Linked DNA regions of Homo sapiens: region 1 is linked to region 2. A link is a contact called in ENCODE Hi-C or POLR2A ChIA-PET data. All regions are on one chromosome and are shown on one strand. Each heading gives the region's core, a stretch centred on a gene start or an enhancer-like site at or near the end of the contact. The rest is flanking DNA. Distances are from core to core; before and after follow the strand shown.

The links. Hi-C counts contacts between places; a loop is a spot of excess contacts on that map. ChIA-PET counts read pairs that join two places held with the same protein, here RNA polymerase II (POLR2A). Pooled maps may share reads with other maps.
Region 1: a loop to region 2 is called in a map of PC-9, with 22 times the contacts of the local background. The contact joins the promoter of FIRRE here to the enhancer-like site in region 2. A Hi-C loop is called at or near these places in 8 of 168 maps with a recorded cell type or tissue (GM12878, MCF 10A, PC-9 and 4 more), 19 of 37 single-sample maps with no recorded cell type and 16 of 50 pooled maps. POLR2A ChIA-PET finds 5 or more read pairs at or near these places in 1 of 52 experiments (GM12878).

The regions. Positions count from the first base shown.
Region 1 is chrX:131,829,325-131,833,517 of GRCh38, reverse strand. It overlaps FIRRE (firre intergenic repeating RNA element), which reads left to right and starts at 2,875. Exons shown (of 10, transcript NR_152876.1): 1 at 2,875-3,226.
Region 2 is chrX:131,702,444-131,706,931 of GRCh38, reverse strand. The region is part of intron 9 of FIRRE (firre intergenic repeating RNA element); the gene reads left to right. Among named protein-coding and RNA genes, the nearest start is that of FIRRE, 130 kb to the left of the region's middle. RefSeq lists an enhancer at 2,484-2,723. Within about 2 kb of position 2,596, at least 13 of the 41 ENCODE cell types and tissues checked have a DNase peak (open chromatin) inside an H3K27ac peak, as active enhancers do; they include GM12878, ascending aorta and ovary, where a contact is called at or near this core.

The sequences.
Region 1 (4,193 bases), core at 1,626-4,125, 130 kb before region 2:
AATTTTTAGGAAATAAATAAATTTAAAGGGAAACATTAAGAAAAGATTATAGATGAATATAAAAATATGTCAATGCATTCACCTTGAACCTTTGATGGAGTACGTGTTTGGGTCACAGTCACAGTGCTAAAGAGATGAGGACACAGACTTTATTTATACAGTAATGCAATCTGTTGTTAATTTTTTTTAGTAATAAAATAAGATTAGGCCAGGTGCAGTGGCTCATGCCTATAATCCCAGCACTTTGGGAGGCTGAATTGGGAAGATCGCTTGAGCCTACAAGTTAGAGATCAGTCTGGGTAACATAAGGAGACCCCTTCTCTACAAAAAAATATAAAAAAGAAAAAAATAGCTGGGTGTGGTGGTGTGTGCCTGTGGTCCTAGCTACTCCAGAGGCTGAGGTGGGAGGATTGCTTGAGCCTGGAGGTCAAGGCTACAGTGAGCCATGATTGCATAGACTTGCCAGACCCAGTCTCTAAAAATATAATAATAAATAAATAAAATAAGATGAAATTTTAGATTTAATTGTAGGTTAAAATTTTGAGAAGGAAGGAATATCCTATATTTTCTGATGCACGCATGTTATACTTGTGATTCAATATTTGTTTTAGAGTATACACATGTTAGCATAATAAAGATTAGAAGCTCTTCAAATCATGATACCTGAGAGGAGACATCATAGGAATTAAATTTCCAGTTGTTAAATAAGTGTTTTATGAAGTGAACATGTCTTCAGAGACCATATTGTTATTGAATGTAGCAATCAAGAAGCTCTTGGTTAATGTTTCATTTACTAAAAATTCAGGTCTTGCAAATTTTTCATGATAATGACAAACTGCCCAGGAAACAGAAGTGAAAGTATACTCCAAACCATAACATACAAATAAACCTCATTTTAATGTAAACTTACTATTGTGTATGACACGAAATATAAATGTTTATGTGTATATATTGAAATGAGTGCATGAGTATATGAGTTTGCATGTGTATGTTGAAACTGTGAAAGGAAAATAAATCTCAGGGCCCCAAAATCACTAAGCCAAAGGGAAACGTCAAGCTGGGAACTGCGTCAGGCAAACCTGCCTCCCATTTTATTCCTAAATAAGATGGCTACAATGATTGAACAAAGCAAAAACAAAAAGCTACATATCTCCCTCACAATTTGCCCACTAGGAAATTCCTTGTGAGCCCCAAGATTTTTACCCTGAAACAGTTCTGTTGAATTTCACCCTGACAATGTAAATTTTGGCTTATCCTCACAGGTATGGAACAAAAGACAGAACTCAAAGTCTTCCCTCCGCTCACTTGAGACAAATGCATGTCTGATTGCTTCCTCTGCCCTGTGTTTATTTTATCCTATGTAAAAAATGCAGATTCACTGAGCTAGATGAATGTGTACGTGACTATTCCTCTACCCTCATCTCGCCTATGAAGGGCTGATCAAAGACTCAAAAGAATGCTACCCTTTGCCTCTTATCTACCCACATCTTTTCAAAATTTCTTCCCCTTTCCCCAGTATCTGCCCTTTCCCCTTTAAATATTGAAGCCCTCAAAATCATCTTTGAAGAAAGGCATGGACCTATCTCCCAGGCATGCGTGTACTTAAACTTGCAAAATAAATTTCTGAAACTATTGAGACCTGTCTCAGACACTTTTTAGTTCACAAAACATAATCCAGATGTTTATCAGTATTACTAATAGGTACTGTTTATGACAGTGCTTTACTCTTGGTCAGCACATGGTTCTTTTCTGAATCCTTTGCAAATCCTTTGCAAGCACCATGTCTTAATTACGTAAGATAAAATACCATAAGATTGACCCCTAAGTGATAAGCATATACACACTAAAGTCACAGGAAACCATTGACAGTCATATAAGAACATAGGAACATGCCTGTGTTCCGATTTTAAATTATTTTGACTATGAGACTGTATCAGTCTCCTCTGACTGGAATTTATACATATTTGAGTTTGTGTACCCTTCCAAATGGGCACTGTATAGCACGCAGTCTTGAGAACCATCTAGACACTTAGCTTAGGGTTCCAGACAACTGCTTCTCCCTCAACACACAGGCCTAGTGCCTAGGCCAGAAATTGAGTAGGACTCCCGGGAAACCTGGGAAGTGAGTCAGGCAAGAACAACATGGATTTGCTCTTCTCCAAGCCCTTAGATGCAACCATTTGCTTTTCCCTCTAGGCCTGGATCCCTGAGGTTTGACCCCTGATACACCAAGACAATTTAGTACCATGAGAAAAAGTTAGGTGAAGAAAAAGCAGAACTGTGAAGACTAGGTAAGTGGAAATTGAGTTCTTGAACTGAAAAGACCCCTGATGAGAGTGTAGGTTTAGGCGCCAGTTTGATTTCAGATGAAAAACCAAAAGCAAAATCACAATAGTATGAGCGAGTTTCTCAAGTCAGCCATATTTCCTGGTGCCTTAATCTGTTGGTCACATTTTTTTTTCATACCAGACGGGCGGGAGAAGAGGGCTTGGGGGCAGTATTGGATAGAATTCCAGGAGCAACACTGCCATCGTGAGGAAATTTCTGGAAAAAGCCCCATCCCTTAGAGGGCTTATATTGGAAAGTTCCATTCTGTTAGAGGCTGAGCAGGCTCGGACCATGAGCTGGATCTTAGTTCCACCTCCTGAGGCCTACCTGAAGCTCTGGACAGAGTGAGGTCCAGGTGTAGGAACTGGCCCGTGGGGAGGGAAGACTAAGTCGGCCTCTGGCAGGAAGTCCAGGCCCAGGAAGTTGTAGGGTGGGGTCTTGGTATTCTCCCAGTATGGGCGGGACTGGAGGAAGCCACCAACCAACGAAGTACTGGGCCTGTGGGTATTCGTCTCTCTCCCCGCCCCTGAGAGTCTGGGAAAGGCTGACACGTGGTGCCTTCAGGCTCTGGGGCCTAGGACCTTTGTGGTAGCAGAGTCACTGCAGAGAACCAGACAATACCAGGTTGCTTATAAAAGGATGCCATGTGCTTGCTGGAGGTCCCAGGTGCAACCAAATTGCTTGCAGCTAGGAGGACCTTGAAGAGAAATGGGATCAGCCCGCCAAACCAAGAAGGGTTAGCACTTTTGCTAGGAGAGCTGACCACGCACAAACAGATGAGAACCAAAACCGAGTGAAGAGGATTGAAGATGAACCCACATTTTAAAAGTTCTTGTCTGCTGGAGGTGGCATTACCTGTGACCTCGCTTCACTTCTCCATACATGGCTGTTATAGCAGGTACATTGTAAAGAAGCATGATTATTTCTAGAAATGCAAAAACATGTGGCAAGATTTTAAAACCTGTCATTATTCTAAAGAATACTTAATGAGATTTGAAGAGCATTCAAGTTACAAATGAGGAAAACTTGTTTTAGCATTCAAAGTACAAGAGAATTTGAACATTTTTTAAGTGTATATTATTTGTGCAAAGTGAAGATATAAGAATGTATGGCAAGGATATTTTTAAGTGGCTATTTCTTGTTGTGATTGAAGTACCGTTTACTTTCTACTTATAATTTCTTAAAATCTAAACGGTGCCAACAGTGGGTGTAACTTTTGTAATTTCTTGAAATAGAAAGGTCTTCTAGAGTAAGATACAAAAAAAATCCAAGCACTCAAATATACATTGTCATTCATGTATGCAAATGGTATAAGGTGGTGTTGAAGAATTTGTGCAAAACTGTATCCAGTTTGCATTCAATTGTCTTTAAAGAAAAGGATAGTCCATGCTCCCAGAGGCTGAATAAAAATAAATAAATAAAGAGAAGTAAATATATATATAATAGGTGCAATCATTTTCTTTTCCCTCTAGGCCTGTAACCAGGTAACTTGGACCTATCTATCTAATGCTTATACATATATATGCATTATGCATATCATGCATAATCATGGTCAGTGTTAGAGTGAGTATGCGTTTCAACTTTATAGATTTTACATAAAATTTTAAGATAAAATTTTGGTATAAGTTTTGAAAAATATAAACAAAAGAAACCCTAATGTTCTGAGGCATAAGCACATAGTGCCTGTTCCAATGTTAGCATGTATATATATATATATATATAGTCAGCATACTAATGATTAGGTAAGGCAGGTATCAAAATTAAGATACTTGAGTGGTGGCATTATAGGTATTATGTCCTGTGTATAAATTTTTTAAAAATTGAGAACCTAACATTCTTTAATGAATTAGTCAATCAAGAAGCTC
Region 2 (4,488 bases), core at 1,347-3,846:
ATGTGATAACCTTAAACCAAATATATAATCATGTATGTGTTCTAGAGAGCCAATATGCACATTGTGATGTATCTGTAAAAATTCAAACAAAAAATAGTGTCTACTTTTCTAAAGCAATGTTTTCGAGGGCATAGTTTAAGATTTACCTTTGTTTATAATGAAGGCTTAAAATGTTGACATATAATATTGATGACATTCAAATTAATTCATGCTCCTCAAACCTTTGTTAACATACATACTTGGTCTGATTCAATCCACAATGTACAATGTAATCCAGTTTTTTTGTTTTGTTTTGTTTTGTTTTTGAGACAAAGTTTCCCTCTGTCGCCCAGGCTGGAGTGCAGTGGCATGATCTTGGCTCACTGCACCCTCTGCCTCCCAGGTTCAAGTGATTGTCCTGCCCCAGCCTCCTGAGTAGCTGGGATTACAGGTGCCCGCTAAGTTTTGTATTTTTAGTAGAGATGAAGTTTCACTGTGTTGGCCGGGTTGATCACGAACTCCTGACCTCAGGTGATCCGCCCACCTTGGCCTCCCAAAGTGCTGGGATTACAGGTGTGAGCCACCGTGCCCAGCCTATAATCCAGTTTTAATACAGATTTATTTTTTACATGAAATCAAGAATGTATATATATATTGAAAGATATACACAGAAATGATCCAAAAGGTTAGTTGCCTTGACACGTTGTATGGTAGTGTTTTTCTTCTTTAGTAGTATGTGGATTTTTCCGAATCTTTGGCAGCCATTATTTTTTAATTAATTAGTGGGAGAATACTGTAAACATTATACCTAAAAGACAAATTATAAAATGCAGACAGACACACACACACACATACACACACACACACCATAAAGTCTCAGGAAATACCTGAAGAATATGTAATGGCATGGGAACATGCTGTGTTTTGATGTTAGATGATGAGACCCCGAGATGAAACACTGAGTAACCTGGACAGGAATTGAACATATGTACTATGAGTATCTTGCCATGCGGAACATATTTGACATGCAGTAATGACAGCTATCTGGTCCCTTCTCTATGATTCATGCATGCCACATTGTTGCCTACAATGCAACACATGAGCTACAACATGAAGAACTCCCTGGTTGTCTGGGAGGGGAGCCAGAACAGAGACCACCAGGATTTGTAAATTGTTTGCCAGCGAAAATCTCTAAGCTTCTAGCAACTTTCTCCTTTTTGTGCCCTCATCCATTGAATTTATCCCCTGAAGGAGACAGTTTGATGCCTTGGAAAGTACTGGACATATAATTCTGTAACGTAAATCATACCCATATAGACTAGATCAAGAAGACATTTAATTTCTGAAATAATAAGATTCTTGACGAGGGTGCATGGTTTAGAGTTTGGTTTGATTTCAAACGGAAGACAAAAGCAAGGCCAGGTGGGGTGGCTCACGTCTGTAATCACAGCACTTTGGGAGGCCGAGGCAGGCGGATCACCTGAGGTCAGGAGTTCGTGATCAACCTGGCTAACATGGTGAAACCTCGTCTCTACTACAAATACAAAAATTAGCTCGACTTGGGTGCGGTGCCTGTAATCACAGTTACTTGGGAGGCTGAGGCAGGAGGATTGCTTGAACCCGGGAGGCAGAGGTTGCAGTGAGCTGAGATCGTGCCACTGCACTCCACCCTGGGCGACAGAGCGAGACTCCGTCTCAAAAGAAAAACAAAAACAAAAGCAAAAACAAAACAAAAGCAAAAGTGCAGCAGTAAGACCAGGTGGACCCAAAGAAGGCAAAATACAAGGCACCCATGTTTGGTGGCGCCTTTGTCTATGGGTGGCGTTTTTTCACACAAGAAGAGCGGGAGTAGAGTCCTCCAAGGTGAGGTTTATTGGCATATCTGGAGCTCTACTGCCATCGTGAGGATATCGTTTAACGAAACCCTACGCCATTAAAGAGTTCTAGTGAGGACTACCTGTTGGGGCAGGTGTGGTCTGGTAAAAGGTGGAAGAGGGTTCGCCTCCATGCTGGGAGTCCTTGCTTAGTCTCGTTTGAGGCTTTAAAAGAGACCTGGACATTGGCGGTACCTTGGTATAGAACCTGGAGAGTGAAGGTTCTAAGAGCAAATCCTGTAAACCTCCCCTGGAAGAACGTTGTTTATTGTGCGCGGATACTGATGCCACAAGAGAGCCAAAGACCCGTAGTAAGATAATACCATGTGAAAACCTACTGACTTTTGCTCCAAGGGGCAGGAACAGGAGACAGATGCCCACAAGAGCCTGCATTTGTCTTTGAGCGGGTTCCTGCAGTCCTGCCCAGAGGAGGAACCGAGGCCCCGCCCCACGACTTTCTGTGCCAGGACCGCCCGGCAGGGGCTGGTTCATTCTAAGTCCTCACTCTCCAGGTTCTACACCAAGATACCGCCAATGTCCAGGTCTATCTTAAGGTCTTAGAGGAGAAGGCAAGAAGACCTAGCTTGGAGCCCCACGCCTCTTCCTCCTTCCCACAGATCAGAATTTCCCCAACAGAGAGAAAAATACTGTTCTCCAGAATTCGAGAACAGTGTAATGGCGTAGGGTTTCATGAAACTTCATCCTCACGATGGCAGTAGTGCTCCAGAAACGCCAAGAAGCCGTGTCTAGATCCCTCTTCTCCCGCCCCTCGTGTCTGAAAAAACTCCGGCAAACATGGCTGCCTTATGTTTTGTCCAGTTTGGGGGCAACCTTGCCTTACTACTCAACTTCCGCTTTTGTTTTCCATGTGAATCAAACTGAGACCTAAAACCACTCACCCTCATCAGGAATATTGTTATTTCAGAAATTTAATTGACACCTGACTTTGTCTATGGAGTTCTGCTTTCATTATATGCAATCTGTGCAGTTCTGCTCAACATTCTATATCCAGTACTTTCCCATAGTATCAGATTTTCTACCTGAAAGGATAAGTGTGAAGTCTCCAAGCTTAAGAGAGAGAATAAAATGCTAGAAGTTCAAGACTTAGAGAAAGGCCTCTCTAGCCACCCTATTTTCCTTTGAGACTCTCAAGATAGTCTGCATTTATTTTCAGTCCTACACTAATACTTGTTTGGGAGTTACTCCTGTTCCAGGAACGAAGCCCGGCCCGCTGCATTTTCTAGAGGCCTAGTACGGAAAAGCAGGCAAACTAGGAAACACAGGAATTTATTGCTGTAACTGGATACAGGAAGAACGCTGGAGATAATTCCACCAGACCAACTCAAAGTGTTACAATTTTCTTAGTGCTTATATAGGTTGGGGTTATGTGCCTACTGCAATATAGCATTCGCCTATGTCTATTGGTAACTAAATTTGCTTCAACTAGAATGTCAGAGGCAAAAAAAATGCTTGCTAAGTCCAATTAAAAGGGCCCCAGTACCTTCAAAGCCTGTCTACTGTGGTACCGGAATGATTATTTCTATCTTATCTCCTTTACAGCTTGGTCCGGAGAGCTGCCTTGGACTCTCCAATGCAGCTGCCTCTGTTACCTTGACTCGTCTCAGATTTCATTGACCCAAGATGGGTCCTGGCACTAGGAATGTAAGACTGTCTCCATTCTTTTGGCTTGTTCCAGAGAAGCCCATGCAAGGTTCCTACTGACCATATGTTTCTTTCTTTTCTTTTGTTTTTTGAGACGGAGTTTCGCTGTTGTTGCCCAGGCTGGAGTGCAATGGCGCGATCTCCGCTCACTGCAACATCCGCCTCCCGGACTCAAGCGATTCTCCTGCCTCAGCCTCCCGAGTAGCTGGGATTACAGGCATGCGCCACCACGCCCGGCTAATTTTGTATTTCTAGTAGAGTTAGAGTTTCTCCATATTGGTCAGGCTGGTTTCGAACTCCTGGCCTCAGGTGATCTGCCCTCCTTGGCCTCCCAAAGCGCTGGGATTATAGGCGTGAGCCACCGCCCCCGGCCTTGACCATATGTTTTATTTCTAGCTTTGATGTCTGGGCATCGATTTCCCTCGGTTAAACTATTTGCTCAATGTTAAGGCCACTCTGTAGAAATTTGTCTGTGTAACTGAGGTGCTATGCAGGCCTGCCTGTGTGACTGTCATGCAGGCCTGTCTGTGTGATTGTCAGGGAGAATTGGTCTGCCACAATCCTTTTCTAAGCATAGCCAATAGAGGTAGTTAGGCATAATTTGTATATTACAGAAATTGCCTTACAGAGAGTAACACATTTCTATACTCTCCTTCCATAACAGACACTTAAAAAAACAAAAAAAGTAATGTATGCTTGCTGTGGACCTCATTTAAGATTGCAACAGAAGCACTTTTCAATACTATTAAACAGCTTTTTACTTTCCATATTTTAAGCTTTTTAATTTATTATTTATTTTCTTAATTTTCTATTTTTAATTTTTTGATACATTATATTTGTATATATTTAAGGGTACATGTGAAATTTTGTTACATGCATACAATGTGTAATAATCAATTCATGATATTTAAGTTACCTATCAACAAAGTATTTATCATTTCTATGTGTTGGGTACATTTCAAGTCCTTTCTTC